3 separate regions of the Mus musculus genome follow, and regions 2 and 3 are each linked to region 1. The links are chromatin loops, found by intact Hi-C in ENCODE. Cell type or tissue: heart. All regions are shown on one strand.

Region 1 (5,000 bases):
TTCAGCGCAAAAGCCGATCCCACAGTCAACTTCCTCCCCTTTGTCAAATATATTGCAGTTCCCTCAGTCATACAACTTTTTAAAACAAAAATACACATTGTAGGAGAAATGTGTATTTCATTACATTCTAGCACTCTGAGGCTGATCCTGGGCCTACTTCCCTGCCAAGCATGGTGACAGTTGCGGTAGATTCAATGTTATATTTCACCTCCTCCGCCATGAACTCAATAGCCTTGCTGGAAGCCAAGTAGGATGCAGCTGCCTTGCCTTGGTGACTTTGTTACAGCAATGGAAAACAGATTATTCAATTGTGAACCCATCCCGGCCATCAAAAGGAGAATCTTTCAAAACTGCAAATCACTTAACCTTGTAGTATAACCGATTTATGCTTTATCCCCAACTAGGAATAAGGGAGACTCACACTATGATTATTTTATTTGGCTTTGACAATTGCTGGGGTTGGGAGGTAACTCCTAATCTACTCTTCTAACTGCTGCCCTGGCTACCTCCCCAGTGGTGTACCCCAGATATTCTCCTGGCCAAATGCTCATCGTCCATCTTCCCTCGTGGTGGCATCTTCCACTCCTCTCATTCCTCCTCCTTCTCCTAGTCTCTCCTCTCTTTCCTGGGGTATCCTGACTATGCAGTTTGGATTCACCTCAAAGAACTATTTCTAAACAAGTCCATATCTTCTTTTGCCCCCATTAACCTTTATTTTTTTAAATACTTCTGGCAGGTGGTAGGCTAGAAGGAAGGTTAAAGTATTTAGGTATTTTTACTAAAGTTAGTTTTTAAAAATATAAGTCTACATGACCTACTTGCTTAAATCTTTCGGTGACCTCTCATGCCTCTTAGTGCCAGCACACTCAAGCTCTGGCCTAAGAGACATCTCAGCTTCTTTTCCAACACACTCCTCTCTGTTCAGTGACTGGGCCACACTGCTGGCTTCTGACCCTGCTCTAATTGTCTGGGTAGTGTGGGTTGTGACTCTTCTCTTAGCTGGCTCGTTCGGAACCTCAGGCCCCAGTTCTCTTGCTCCCTTCTCTGACTCTGACCTGGGGAGCAGCCTTCTTTATTTCCCCTCTCTGCAGAATCTGCATGGTATGCAGGCACCTTGCCTGACTTATCAGTGTTAGTACTCCAGGACGAGCCTCACACTGTAACCTAGTGAGGCTGTGCAGTGAGGAGGGTCAGTACACACACCCTGCATCTTGACACTGAACCAGCAAGGCAACTTTGAACTGATGGAGAAAGAACTGTGTAGTGAGGCTCTCAGAGAAAACCTCCCACTTTAAAAGAACAACTCTGTGCCCAGTAGGAGCAATGCTTTATGACTGTAAAGGTCTAAAGCTCTGTATGTTATTTACAGGTCAATATCCAGTAGTTTTTGGAGGCACTGAAAAGGAAGTTATACTTGGTATTCTGTATCATGTTGCTGTTTGGGGAAAGTGCTTCAAATTAGCTTTACTGTAGGATGTGCTGAAACTTTAAGGGTATTTAGGTAAAAGAAGTCAAATGTGGCTGTTATACCTCATCACATACAACACTGTTTGAATACTTGTTGAAAGTTGTGCTTCCTGCCCACCCCACCCCCTACTGAATATATGATCTGTGTCTAAAAAATCTGGCATATCCGGATACTTTAGGAAGTCTACTTGCATTTAATAACCCATGAGGTCCATAAGTTGAAACATGTTTTGCAGTTAATGGGAACTTTGAAAATAAGTATCAGTACTTTAGAACTCTAATCTTGCGGTCGGTGTGACTGTGAGGACACGATTTTAATCTTTCACTGTATTGTGCCCTTTTTATTTACAGCACTAAGTGAAAATTGTCCAAAAATTGGCCCTTCTAAAAATGACAAAAACAGAACAAACACTGGAAAAACTCTTCTCTTTCTTTGGAAGCTGCACTGGATCCTGTCTGAACCACACCCAAGAGCAAAGGGAGCTTTTTATTCCACACGTGAAATTGGAGGATTTGGTGGGAGGGACTCTGGCCACTGGAAACTCAGGCAGTTCTGTGTGACAGGCTGTCAAGACATTCAGGCACAGCTGAGGGAGGAGTGGAAGTAGTCTCTCTCTCTCTCTCTCTCTCTCTCTCTCTCTCTCTCTCTCTCTCTCTCTCTCTTTCTCCCCATCTCCCACTTTTGGTCTCACAGAAGCTCACATTTGCTCCCTGCTTGCAGAGGCCGTCCAGACTTCATTGCTTATCCACCATTCCATTCAACACCCTTTAGTTGGCACTACTGTGGGTCAGGCAGAGAGCCAGGCTAAAGACACACAGATAAAGGATATAAATGGAAGTTTTGGCCCTAGGAACAGTGTGTGTGTGTGTGTGAATATGTGTGTGTGTGTGAGTGTGTGTATGAGTGTATGTGTGTGTGTGTGTGTGTGTGTGTGTGTGTACATGTACAGAAGGCTGATATATTAGGAAACAAGGTCCTGACACTTATTTATGCCTTTGATACCCAGGTGAGAAGAGTCATGCCATCCCAGAGAGACAGCTTCCTACAAAAGATATCAAAGCTGAGGACTGATACTTTCTGAGAAAAAGCTCTGGCCTCACCAGGCAGCAGGGCCAGCAGGTTTGTAAGAGAGATGATGGTGCCCCTCCTCTCCCAAAGCTCCTGGACCAGGCTGTGGGGAAGTTTCTCTCTTTACCCTGCCTTCCCTCCATTAAAGCCTAGGTGTGGTGATGGCCAGGACGTCCTCAGGTGGGAGTGTGACCCCAACACTGGCTTTTGTGGCTACAGAAACCCACTTAGGACTAAGGCCCCACAGTTTACCACTTTCTAAAAATGTGACTGAGTCCCACCTGATGACAAAGCCTCCTTCCAAAGTGCGTAACCTCCAAGTTTATTAAAACACACGTCACACTGCGCTGAGTTTTTCTTCCACTAAGAAGTTTTCTTAGAACTTTAATTAGCAAGATGTTCAACCCTTGCTTCTCCCCTTCTCCTACGAGGGAAGTCTGAAGGCTAAGATTCTTCCAGGCGTGGTTTCTGCTCTGTCCTCATGGATGTGGCACCTATTGCTGTAGGTGATTAATGCTACTTTAAATTGCCCCAGCGGTACGAGTTCCACGCTACCCACACCAATGTTCTTGATTCCCTAATTAAAGTTACACACACACACACACACACACACACACACACACACATGGCCTTATATTTAATATGCCTCAATCAGCAAAATAGTTGGGCCACTTCCAAATATCCAAGTGTAATACCTCCCCTGTGATACTCCTGAGTTCTTATTTTAATAATAATATTATTATTATATTCCACTGTTGCTGCCCTAGACCCAATCCATGGGAGACAGGGTTGGGACCGCTCTTTCCTGTACTTTACTCCTGAAGCCTGTACTTTACTCCTTTCCTGGCACAGAGATTCCAAGTCCTCCTTCCTCTCTCCGTCCCCCTTGCCCAGGAATCCTAAAGTCCCACTTTTGTCTCCCTGCCCAGTCATTAGCCGCTAACAACTTTATTTACCAATCAGTTGGGGGCAGGGACCCTCAGCATCTCACATGCAGGATTCCCGTGCAATTTTGGGAACCCAATTAACATAATACGAGTGTTACACCAAATCCACAACAGGTACCCCTGCAAATTCTTGCTGGGAGCAAATGTCTGCTTCCCAGATCAGCCCATATTGCAACCTGCTTCAGGCTGCTCAGGACATAGGGCTCCTAGTACCTCCCTTCGAGCTCACCAGAGGGAGGAGTGGGCTTCTAGGCTGAAGGAGAAAGGAGGTGCAGGTAACTGAGCCTGGGCTGTGGGTGCTGTCAGTCTTGAGTTTCTTCATTTACAAATTTAGTGCAATTACAGAGTGCGAATCAGGGATGGATTTAGGGACAGCAGAACCTCCTGCCACAGGAAGTCTTTTCTGAAATACCATAAAAAGCATGATTTTGCAACTTACTTGGATGTGAACCGAGTGGACCACACGCAAGCCTCTCATGGTTCGGTCTATACCAAAGAACCACAGGCAGCCCCTCTCTGGGATGCTTGAGAGCCCTGCTTCTGCTCTCCAACGCTAGAGCCTCTTTTGCCACTGCCTGGTTGTGGGCACTCTATTGCCTCCGTGTCCATTGGATCATCCCCAGACTTCCTGTTCTCTGTTCCCACGTGACTAGGGCTGCAGTGGGGAGGAGGGCCACAGTCAGTTGAAGTGTACCCACTACAAAGGTGCCATTGGTAGCCTTCTGAGGTCTTCCTTGGACCTGGTAGCCTGGGAAATGGGACTTAGGAAGCCAACTATTTCCCTGGAATCCAGATACCTGGGGGCTCTGTGAGAAGATGGGTTTTCAGTAGGGGGCTTGTAGGGTTTTTTTCCACAGCAGCTCTGGGAATGGCTGGTGCAGTTGGGTGTGGCTTGATCTGCCTCTAGCCTGACCCCTAAGAGGAAGGGGACAGGGAGAGGGGAAGGAGAGAAAAGGAGAAGAGAGAGAAGTAGAGGGAAGGCAGACAAGGGTGGAGAGAATATTTTCGGAATAGTTAGGATGTCAGAAAAAGCGATGTAAGGAAAGTAAGGGAGTTTAGTGTGGTCCCGTATAAGGTGACCTCATTCCTGCCTTGCTTGGAAAAGTCTGCAGTTTGGGGTGGATCCTGAGAATGGCCATAGTATGGTGGTACAGGAGACAGGGCACAGCTGGACTGATAAAGCTCTTGCAATCAGGAGGACCCGATTTGATATCCAGAACCCACACAAAATATCAAGTGCTGGCTGCTTATAATCTCAGCACTGAAGCAGGGTCAGGACGGCTAGTCAGCCTGCTGGCCCTAATCAGCTGAGCCCAAGACCAGTGACAGACTATCTCAAAGGAGGTGGATGCCCTTCCTGAGGATGACACCCGAGGTTACCTACTGACTGCCACACCCCTGTACACACATATGCACCCCCACCCCGGGAACATGTAAACACATGCATACACATAGATACACATTAGGATAAAAAAAGAAAAAGCCATTGGTTTCTGATTGCCTGGCCCCAGTCTCAA
Region 2 (5,000 bases), 130 kb before region 1:
TTTTGGAAGTTCTCTTTAACCACCAGTGTTAGCTATCGTCTTCACGGTGCGATGAAGCTCTTGTATAGTGTATGTGAGTGTGAGTATGTGTGTGTGTGAGTGTGTGTGTGTGTGTGTGTGTGTGTGTGTGTGTGTGTGTGTGTGTGCAGCCTTGATCTTATGTGGCTTGTTGTTGGAGGCCTTGGGGTAGCATGGGAAACACTCAAAGCAAGGCAGAGCTGAGTCAAAATTACAGGTCAGTTGCTTGTTAGGTGTGTGATTATTCTCCATTTAGACTGTTGAGAGCCAATGGCTGTTCTTTTTTATTCCTTATGTAACTTGGTTTATTATTCTCCTTAAAATAGAAGTTTCTCACCTGAGGATGAAAGCGTTCAGTAAAGCTGCTTGGCACCTCTCCTGGTGGACAGTTACCACAGTGGGAGGTGAACTCTGTACAGAGTGGGGAGACACCAGTGTCAGAATATGTGACTCTAGCAACAATAGTGAGCCACTCCATGCCCCTCAAAGCCAGATTTGTGTACATTAGTCACCTGGCTGGGTTCCACGACGGTGTGGCCTCCATCCCCTTAGCTTTCCTGTGTTGCTTTCTCAGTTTCTACAGTCAACCTATCACTTTGTTCCAAGCCAAGGCTTGCCCCAGACTCCTTCTTCCTCGATGATGTTGATTCATAGGTAAAGGCCTGGCAGCTCTTTGTCTCTTTTTTTAAAAGAAATTTTAAGTACACATATTAGTTAGAGTTTTACTGCTGTGAACAGACATGACCAAGGCAACTCTTTAAGAACAGTTAAGGATAACATTTAACTGGGGCTGGCTTACAAGTTCAGAGGTTCAGTCCATTCTCATCAAGGGTGGAACATGGCAGCATCCAGGCAGGCAAGGTACAGGAGGAGCTGAGAGTTCTACATCTTTATCTGCAGGCTACTAGCAGAATACTGGCTTCCAGGCAGCTAGGATGAGAGTCTTAAAGCCCATACCCAAAGATGGCCAAACCTACTCCAACATGGCCACACCTTCTAATAGCGCTGCCCCCCTAGGCCGAGCGTATACAAACCATCACAGTATAAAAGGTAGCAGAGGCTCCCCATGCACCCTTCACTCAACTTCCTCAAATGGAAACACTTTAGGGAAGTTTGTGCATTCACCTGCAGCATCAGCAACAGCCTCAGAAGAACAGTGTGTGTGTGGTTCCGTAGTGTGGTTCCTGGCATCCACTCAAAGTCTGAGATTGGAACCCTATGGAGAAAGGAGCCTACTTTAAAATTAGTTCAGTTTTAAAGGATGAACTCCGGGTAAGGAGATATTCAGCAACTACCTCAGAGCCACAGGGATGACAGACACATAAAAGCTTCTCTCGTGGGCCAGGTTCTGGGTCTGTGGTTGAGATGGTCTTTGCAAACAGAGGTCACACATGAACCCAAAATATACCTCTTTAAAAATAAAAGTGATAGAAATCATTCTCTAAAAATATAAAATTTGGTTATATTGAATGCATTTCGGGAGTAGGAAAGTCTGTTGGTACAACAACTCTATAAGTCCTTTCCCTTTATGATGGTTTAGTAATTTCAGTTTTTAGAATCACTTCATTAACAACATCAAAAAATAAATAAATAAATAAATAAATAAATAAATAAATAAATAAATCCATGTGCATGTATGGATTCCCTGACATTTCTCTAGGAATGGTTTGGCTGCTCTCTCTCTCTCTCCCTCCCTCTGTGTGTGTGTGTGTGTGTGTGTGTGTGTGTGTGTATGTATGTGTGTTCGTGCACACGTGTGCAGAGAGTGAGAGAGAGAGAGAGAGAGAGGTAGTTGCCAGGACTTTGGCTTTGTGTACTTTCCCTGGTCAAACACATAACCATCTTACACCATCTGACCATGTTACTGGGTAACCTAACAGAGGGTTGCTGCTTTTTCTCTCAGCCACATCAGTTGAACTAAAATCGGGTTATCAAACTCAAGCTCAAGGTAGACAATGCAGTTCGAACCACAGCAACATGGCTGTGCTGCTTCAAAGAATTTACTGGTTGGCAAGATGTGTTTGTTACGGTGAGTCCTTAGAAATGTCTGAGATTCTCTCTCTGTAACAGGGATCTCTAAACCTGTCACTCAAGTCATAAGTTACTTCAGCAAAGAAAAGTCTAAAACTCCACCAGAGTGTTTAGAACCCAGGTTCCTAAGGTTTGGTTCTGTTTTCCCTTTGTGGGGCATCCCCCACAAGTGCCTCTTTTGTGTGGAGGTGGAGTCTTAAGACTAGAGTAGGGAGGAGGACCCCTGTATGCCTGGTGAAGTCAGTGTATGGAGTGTATGGGGCAGATCCCAGGCAGTATGGGGAGGTAGCTCTGCTGGTCATTCTGGGTGGCCCCGGCTTGGCAGGCTCTTAATCTTCTTCTACAAGGGTGTCCATGGCCTGCGGGGAGTTCTCAAGCCTGGAATTGGCTTCTAAAAATGAACCGAGGCAGGATGCCATGTGCAATTCTTGTCTAACTTCCTTGGCAACCATCTCTTGTCTCGTTTCCAGCTTCAAGGCAGCAGTGTCTTTCAGAGTCAATTCAGCTGTCCCCCCCTTGCCTGACTGTCTTAGACCACAGAAGCACAGGGAAACGGCTCAGGCCATAGAGACACAAGAAAACAACTCTGCTTGTATCTGTGCTGTTTGAGCTGAAACACAAAGGGAGTTCAGGCCTTAAGAAATGTGAGGGCCTCCTTAGATTATTCAAGGGAAACGTTCTTGGTCTAACTCATGACCCACGACTTTCTCCTGATGGTTTAGAGGGTTACTCCACTGGCTGTCTTTGAAGAGAGTAGAGTCTTATCTTCAATGGTCTATGGTCTAACCATCTGTTGAATCTTGGCTGTGAGCCAACGGTGGCTGCATTTGCAGAGGACCTGAAAGAGTGTCTTAAATGGAGAGAAGCTTGTTGATTGTTGTGAGGATGCTGAGACCAAGCAATGCACTTTATCCCACCCAGGGAAGCAGGGTGAGAAATTACCAAGAGTGGCCAATGCCCTTTGATTACCTGACCACATGATCTGGCCTTCCTTGTGTGCAGGATCACCAGTCTCTCTCTCACTGTGCTCCCGACTTTACATCCTCTTTGCTGTCCCCTTTATCTTAAGGCCTATGTGTCCTAGCCTGCAACCTTGACCCCTTGCTCTCAGAGCTTCCCTGCTGAGTAACTGTGCTGTAGATATTCTTGTGTGACACTGAACTGTCGTCCAAGCATGACTGAGATAGTCTCACACTCAGCAGACAAGGCAGGACTTCCATATACTGCCTACCCATCTGAAGGAATTTTTCTCAATAAGTCCAAAACAGCAAAGACATACCATTGCCTTGGTGGCTGCTGTGTATGTGAAAGGATTTGGGGAGAAAAGATAGGAAAAATAGAGATAATCTGTGGCCCTTACATAGTCTTACTTCATGGCAGTTTAAGGCCAGGTTTATATTGGGAAGGGAACTATCTTGGTTGATAAGCAGGGATTCTTGTCAGTGTGCCTGAAGGCTGCAACGTGTTGACAGCCGAGGGAACAGGCAAGGGAAGGGCCACGCATGGAACCCAGGGACTGTAGCTTCTGGAAGGGTCCAATGTTATCACTGTAGCCGTGCCGATGCCCCTCCTCCTCACCCCTTTGCATTTCTTCCGAGTGGGAGCTGTGGCGCGCACATCTAGGAGCAGTGCTAAATCACAGTTCTCCCTCCCCCCCTCCCTCTCACGACTGTCTCCTTCTCACCTCACGTTGCTGTCTGTATTCTACTTCGAGACTAGTTTGGCCTGGTGCTCTGGGTTCAATCCAGGGTGTGGCAAAGGGGGGGGGAGTAGGTGGGCGGTCTATTTTTGCCTGGGCAATCAGACCTACAGCTGGACCTCTGGAGCTCAACCTACCAACCACAAGGCTGGGGACAGAGTCATCAGGGAAACCCCATCTTAAGGCAAGGATGATAAGCTTTGTTTTATCTTTGTCTTTATCTTTTTACCCTTTGTTTCATCTTTCTTGCCTAATTCATAAACATTTCGCTCCATTGCTGATGTAAAGGCTGCGGCACCACCCAGCGGTTCATACAACTTGCTCATGAACGTGGTTTTCCCCCCAGATGGCCCTAGGAATCTGGTCAGTCTCTTAGAAAGCTTGCACGTTTCCACTGGTGAGTCTTTCTGTCTGACCTTTGCTTGCTATCCGTGTCCTCTGCAGGCTTCATTTTCTTCTTTCTTTTCTTCTTTTTCGTTTCTGCCTGGAAGCTGCAACAAGAGGTCAGGGTGCCAGCTGGTCTAATCACACAGGAGGCTGGAGGAAATCCCAAACAAACGCAGGCAGCAAAGTCTACTTCTGTGGCTGACAGAAGAGTAAGATGAGCTTTGATATCTTTAGGAGACCATAGAATAAGTCTGAGAGGAAAAGGGTTACTGAAGGTGGAGAGTGATGTCTGCTGTTGTCTTTTATAAAACAGTGGGATAATTCGGCGGGAGGGAACATCTTGGCAAGCCCAAGCCAAGGCGTCCTCCTGAACAATCAGCCACATGATAGGCCTAGTATAAAAGGAAGGTTATTGGAAGAACATGTAGGGAAGAGAGAGGGGGAGGGGGAGGGAAAGGGAGAGGGAAAGAGCACTCTGGGGTAGCCAAGCAATTCTTATATGCCCAGTTGGTTGGTTGGCACCTGGCAGGACTATGCAAGCTGTTGCTAGGTAGCTGTTGGGAGGAGCCTAGCCGAGTTGCCAACAACTTCTGCCTGGCAGGACCCAGTATTGAAGTTTTATTCTACAACCTAAGCTAGGTCAACATGACTGACCTACAGGCCTACCACAAACATCTTAGACAAAGGCCTGACTGCGCCCTCTAACCTAGGCATAGTCATAGACCCTGGCAGCTTTATTTCCTCTTCCCTTCTCATGGAATTATTAAAGATATAATCCCTCTGGACTTCCAGAAACTGCTGTGGGATACAAAATAACGTAAGAGAAACATAGGCGGTCGTTAGGCCATTGGCTGTTTTGGTACCA
Region 3 (5,000 bases), 110 kb before region 1:
CAGACACCGGTAGTTGTCATAACTAGCCCTCACGGTGTCAGGGTCTTCATGACTTGCCTCCAGGGACAGTTACCTTTATCACCTCCTTGCAATCTTTACTGAACCCTGTGCTCACCAGACCTGAAGACAAAGTGTGCCTGTCCACAACCAGGTAGTGGAGACACACTGTTTGTCCTGTCCCCTATTTTTTTGTACCCCTCTGGACACTGCTTTTAGAAGTAGATATGGCCTCTACTCTGACAGCCTGGAAGACAGACATTTGCAAAGCCACTATCTCTGCCATGTTTTTCACAGATAAGGCCCAGTTTTCCAGCTGAGGTTCGAATGTTCTCCAAATATGCTCAGTGGCTCCAAGACTTGCCCATCCCACTCACTGCCATGTTCGTTGGTATATCAAGTCGGCCCGTATGTATCCTACAGGAGCTGTGGGATTCATGAATAGCTCAACACTGTTGTCATCCTCTGAGTCTCCGAGGAGCTCCCTAGGGTCCCAGTGGTTGTGCTTGGCCACTGTTCCTCCACACCATGACTTGGAGGACCCCTAGGCTATGGGTTTCCAATATTCAAAGTGTTTTCTTGTTTTCCCTTAATGCTTCTATAGTTTCTGAAACCCCCAGTGGAGAAACCTTCCTTCCCTCACATGCTATGTCTAAAGAGGCTATATCATGGTGAGGCCATGTCTGGAGGAGTTGTCACATTGTTTGGGTGTGGAAACTTTGGGCAAGGTGGAGATGAGAATGCCTACCCTGGGAACTATTGCCCTTTCAGACTGGTTGTGCCTCTGAGACCATGCAAAGCACAAAAGACTTAGAGGTTAATGATTGGCTGACTAGTGGAAACCGGTGAACATGCATTAAGTACAGCAGAGAGATATGATTTATAACCAGCTTCCGTAATACAGGGAGGTTGTGAGATAATGACCATAGCATACATCTATTTACTGAGCATGAGCAGAGGCCTTGTGGAAACCTAGATGGTGCTTGCTTTAAGTAATGAATGGGGTGTTGAATGGGGAAGAGACCAGAAGTGTGGCTCATAGAGTGTGTTAGTGAGTTTATTCTTTAAGATTTTTATGTGTTTGCTTGGCTTTTTGATGCAGGCTTTTTTTGTGCATCCCTGGCCATCCTGGAACTTGCTCTATTGACTAGGCTGGCCTCAGACTCAAAGACCCCAAGTGCTGGTATTAAAGGTGTGGGCCATCACTGACCAAAGAATGAATAAATGAATGAATTTTGCTTGGAGCTGATGAAGGACCCAAGGCCTTGTGCTTGCTAGGCAGGGGCTCCAACACTGAGGGAAATCCCCACCCTAAAGAATTTCTTCTTTAGAGAAGTTGGAAGCCACTCAAAGACCCTGGGGAGGAAAGTGACAGTTCTGTCTTCTTAAAGCCATCAGTCTGGCTGTGGAGTGGGGATTTGACTAGAGAGAGGTGAGGATTTGTGTGTGGAAGCCAGACGGAAGCATCCCTCAGTAGCTTAGCTGGTGATAAACTCGCTGATTCTGTGACACTTTGGTGATAGAGTTGCACGGTGGCTTAGGGACAGGATGTTCACGATGGAGTTCTGTGACCAGTCACTTTGTTCACATAGAATGCACCCACAAGACATAAATAGTCATGCTAACTATTTACAAAGGAGCTTGGCCTTTGGTCTGCTCAATTCACAGGCAAGCTCTGGTAGTACCCGGCTAGTTTTATGCCTGGTCCCTCTAAAACCGGAATTTCCTGACAGCGTACCTTCTGACCCTGGTGTGTCCCTGGTACCCAATGTGACATTCTGTCTCCTCCTATGTGTCGTGAGGGAAGCAAAGAAAGTGCAGAGCAGCCCTAAGGCTTGCCAGCATGGAGTCTGAGTTGCTCTCTCTGCTCCTCCCCAGGGCCTCAACTGCCATGCAGACTGGGCACTGTGGAAGTGGCCCAGCTGCTCCCGCCAGACTGTGCTCACAGTGCCTCGCTCCAGTATCTCTGGGCCTTGGCTTGGCCTCTGGCTTTCATTTGGACACTTGTCTGTTTTGAGTTTTAGCCAGGATGCTGTCTGTCAGCTGCGGCCCTGGCTTCTCTCAACACTGAGTGGAAGTCTTCTGGACAACACAAGCTTTGGCTGACTTATCGGCTCTTTCCCTGGCACTGATACCTTGGGATTTTTGCTTATCTTTTCCTTTCCTTTCCCCCCTTTTAGTCCTTGTGATTTTGACCAAATTGATAATCTGTTAAGGCTTTCATTGTGTTTTTTCCCAGACATTAGCAATTAAGCTTTTCTGGAAGAGACATTTACGTTGAGAGCTTAATATTGTTTAAAAGAGGAATAGACTGATTCTATTCAACACTTAGTGTCCTCTCTGGTCTCTTTGCTATGTCGTGGGCTTATACTACATGCCTGGATCTGACCATGCAGCCTGAGAATCAGACAGTAGCCCTGGGACAAGGGTAGGAAACATTGGGAGGTAGAGCACCTTGCCCTAGCACCCACAGACTACAGAGGCCCATCTCTCTCCATAGTCCCTGCTCTGAACGGGTCACCACACCATGACCTGACTCTGGCCCGAAGTCTCACTGCTGAGCAGCAAGGCAGTCAGAAAAGATGCAGGAAAGTCAGGTTGGGGCTCTTTAATTCTATTCTGAGCTTTGTTGCCCAGGATCTCTGACTTCCTCTTATTCCATAAGGGGCATCAAGAGACATTGAGACCAAAGATGGTTGTATCGATTGCTTCTGCCTGATTCTGCAGTGTGTGTGTGTCTGTGCACATGCAGTTGTGTGTTTAAATGCATGTGTATGTATATGTGGAGAACACAGGACATTCTCAGCTAACATGCCTCAGCTGCATCCCCTCTGGGAATCGAATGACGCTGTCAAGGGTCACATAACAGATATTCTGCAACTTTACACTACGATTCATAATAGTAGTAGAATTGCAGTTGTGAAGTAGAAATGAAAATAATTTTATGGTTGGGGATCACCACAACATGAAGAACTAAATCAAAGGGTCACAGCATTAGGAAGGTTGAGAACTACGACAGGAGAATTTTTGTGACTGTGGAGACAGTGCCTCTCAATGGCTTTGAAATTTCCAAGTAGGTTAGGTAGGCAGACAAACCCCAGGCATCTGCCTGTCTCTCCTCTGTGCTCTCCGGGGATTATAAGCATGTGTAACCACACCTGGCTTTTTTTCCTTTTAAACATGGGTTCTGGGGCTCAAACTCATGTCTTCATGCGTGTAAGGCAAGTAAATACTTTAACAACTGAGCAGTTTCTTCAACCTTCTGCGTCTTTTATCCATATTTGGAGAGCATAAGGAGTCTTCAGGTATGTTCCTAAGGTGAGTTGCTATAGGTAGGGAGCGTTTTAGTTTTAGGGGTTGGGGATGGGGTTCCTGGGGTAGTGATACGTGTTTAGTTCTGAGGAAGGAGAAGTACCTACCTGGTGGGTAGGAAAGAAAAAGTGGCATAGCCAATGGGTTTCAACCTAGGGAGGCCCTTCTCAGCCTGGCTGCTTGTTGCTCCTGTTTAAGAGCCCTGTTAACTTCTGAGAACAGGTGTCCCCTCAACCAGCGCCCTCTCTCACACCTTGATCTGCAGGGCAGTCTCACAGCAGGATGCTCTGTTTGCAATTAATGTTCATCTTCACTGAAGGCTTCTGCCTTCACCCACTTCAGCCACTGGCAGAGCGGCACAAGAACATCTTAGCTGGCTGTGATGTTTGGGTCAGCAGTGACCTAGTTGTAAGAGCAGAATACATATCACATGACTGCTCTGCTCTGAGCCTGTCTCGTCTTTTAGTGGATATTTCTGGGACTGTGTAAATGGTCTCCCTCCCCCAAAGCCCATTCTTCAGCAAGCGGCAGGGGTGAAACCTTTTAAAGGTAAACCAGGTCATGTTACCCTTCTGCTCAGACCCTCCAGCAGCTATTCCTGCTTCTGGCACAAGCCAGATGTTTTATAGGAGCCTGTGATTCTCTGCAGGTGATCTTCTACGCACTGGTCCTAGCTCCACTGGGAACACCCTGCTCCTGGCACCCAGAGCTCTGAGATCCTGATGTAATTGTGCCTTCTTCTAAAACAGTGGTTCTCACCTTTCCTAATGCTGTGACCCTTTAATTCAGTTCCTCATGTTGTGGTGACACCCCATCCCCACCATAAAATTCCTTTTGTTACTACTTCATAACTGTAATTTTGCTACTGTTATAAATCATAATGTAAATATCTCACATGCAGGATATCTGACATGTAACCTCTGTGAAAAGGGCAGTCAACTGCCAAAGGGGCCATGACCTACAAGTTAAGAACAGCTATTCTAGGATACTCTAACATCTCCAGGAATGTCAATCTTCCTGTCTAGCAGGCAGTGTTTGATGTATGCTGTTGTGATATTGAGATAGCAGTGAGATTTGGTCTGCTATGACATGTGCATGTGTCACAAGTCACTTGTTAATAAAACTGGAAGTGTTAAATGGAGCCCATGAGCTGTCAAAAATTCAAACACATCCCAAGGTGTTTGTAAAATAACACAGTTCTTGGTCAGTCGTATCCTATGTGTTTTCATGAGCAGGAAGCAAGGGAGACAGAATGTTTGGGGGTTGGGACAGCACGTGTGGTGGGCCTCTCCCATCTGTAGCAGTTGTCACTTGTCTATGTGTTGAGTTCCTCAGAAAAGAACATAAGCTACGGGGTGTGTGACAAGGGTGGGCTAAACCTTGCTATCTTGAAAGACGAGAATAATTCCTATGAATAGAATGTAAATCATCCTTTTAACATGGTCATTTGTGGTCAGCAGTGGTGTGTGTGTGTGTGTGTGTGTGTGTGTGTGTGTGTGTGTGTGTGAGTGTCTGTGTTTTAGTGTGTGTGAGTATGTGTGTGTGACTGTGTATGTGAGTGTGTATGTGAGTGTGTGTGTGCATGTGTATGAGTGAGTGTGTGTGTTTGAGTGTGTGTGAGTGTGTGTATCTGTGTGTGAGTGTGTGTATGTGTGTGTTTGAGTGTGTGTGTGTGTGTGTATGTGTGTGTG

Evidence for each region. Hi-C counts contacts between places; a loop is a spot of excess contacts. Peaks named below come from ENCODE experiments on the same cell type or tissue, not always from the same donor. Only the 100,000 strongest peaks of a DNase experiment are listed, where the experiment ranks them.
Region 2: it touches region 1 in a loop (6-fold over the local background); 5 of 42 quality-filtered maps call a loop at or near these places.
Region 3: it touches region 1 in a loop (7-fold over the local background); 4 of 42 quality-filtered maps call a loop at or near these places.

What each region holds. Positions count from the first base shown.
Region 1 is chr10:3,523,585-3,528,584 of GRCm38, forward strand. Gm30033 (a long non-coding RNA gene) reads left to right here. Exons shown (of 3, transcript XR_380041.2): 2 at 2,475-2,587. Among named protein-coding and RNA genes, the nearest start is that of Iyd, 14 kb to the right of the region's middle. In heart, no CTCF peak of the experiment used is centred here; a DNase peak (open chromatin) is centred at 2,257; H3K27ac peaks cover 4,031 bases.
Region 2 is chr10:3,391,936-3,396,935 of GRCm38, forward strand. The region is part of intron 1 of Ppp1r14c (protein phosphatase 1, regulatory inhibitor subunit 14C); the gene reads left to right. Among named protein-coding and RNA genes, the nearest start is that of Ppp1r14c, 28 kb to the left of the region's middle. In heart, a CTCF peak has its summit at 2,353; DNase peaks (open chromatin) are centred at 2,456, 3,016, 3,656 and 4,656; H3K4me3 peaks cover 1,565 bases; H3K27ac peaks cover 3,168 bases.
Region 3 is chr10:3,413,045-3,418,044 of GRCm38, forward strand. The region is part of intron 1 of Ppp1r14c (protein phosphatase 1, regulatory inhibitor subunit 14C); the gene reads left to right. Among named protein-coding and RNA genes, the nearest start is that of Ppp1r14c, 49 kb to the left of the region's middle. In heart, no CTCF peak of the experiment used is centred here; DNase peaks (open chromatin) are centred at 1,997 and 3,787; H3K27ac peaks cover 4,223 bases.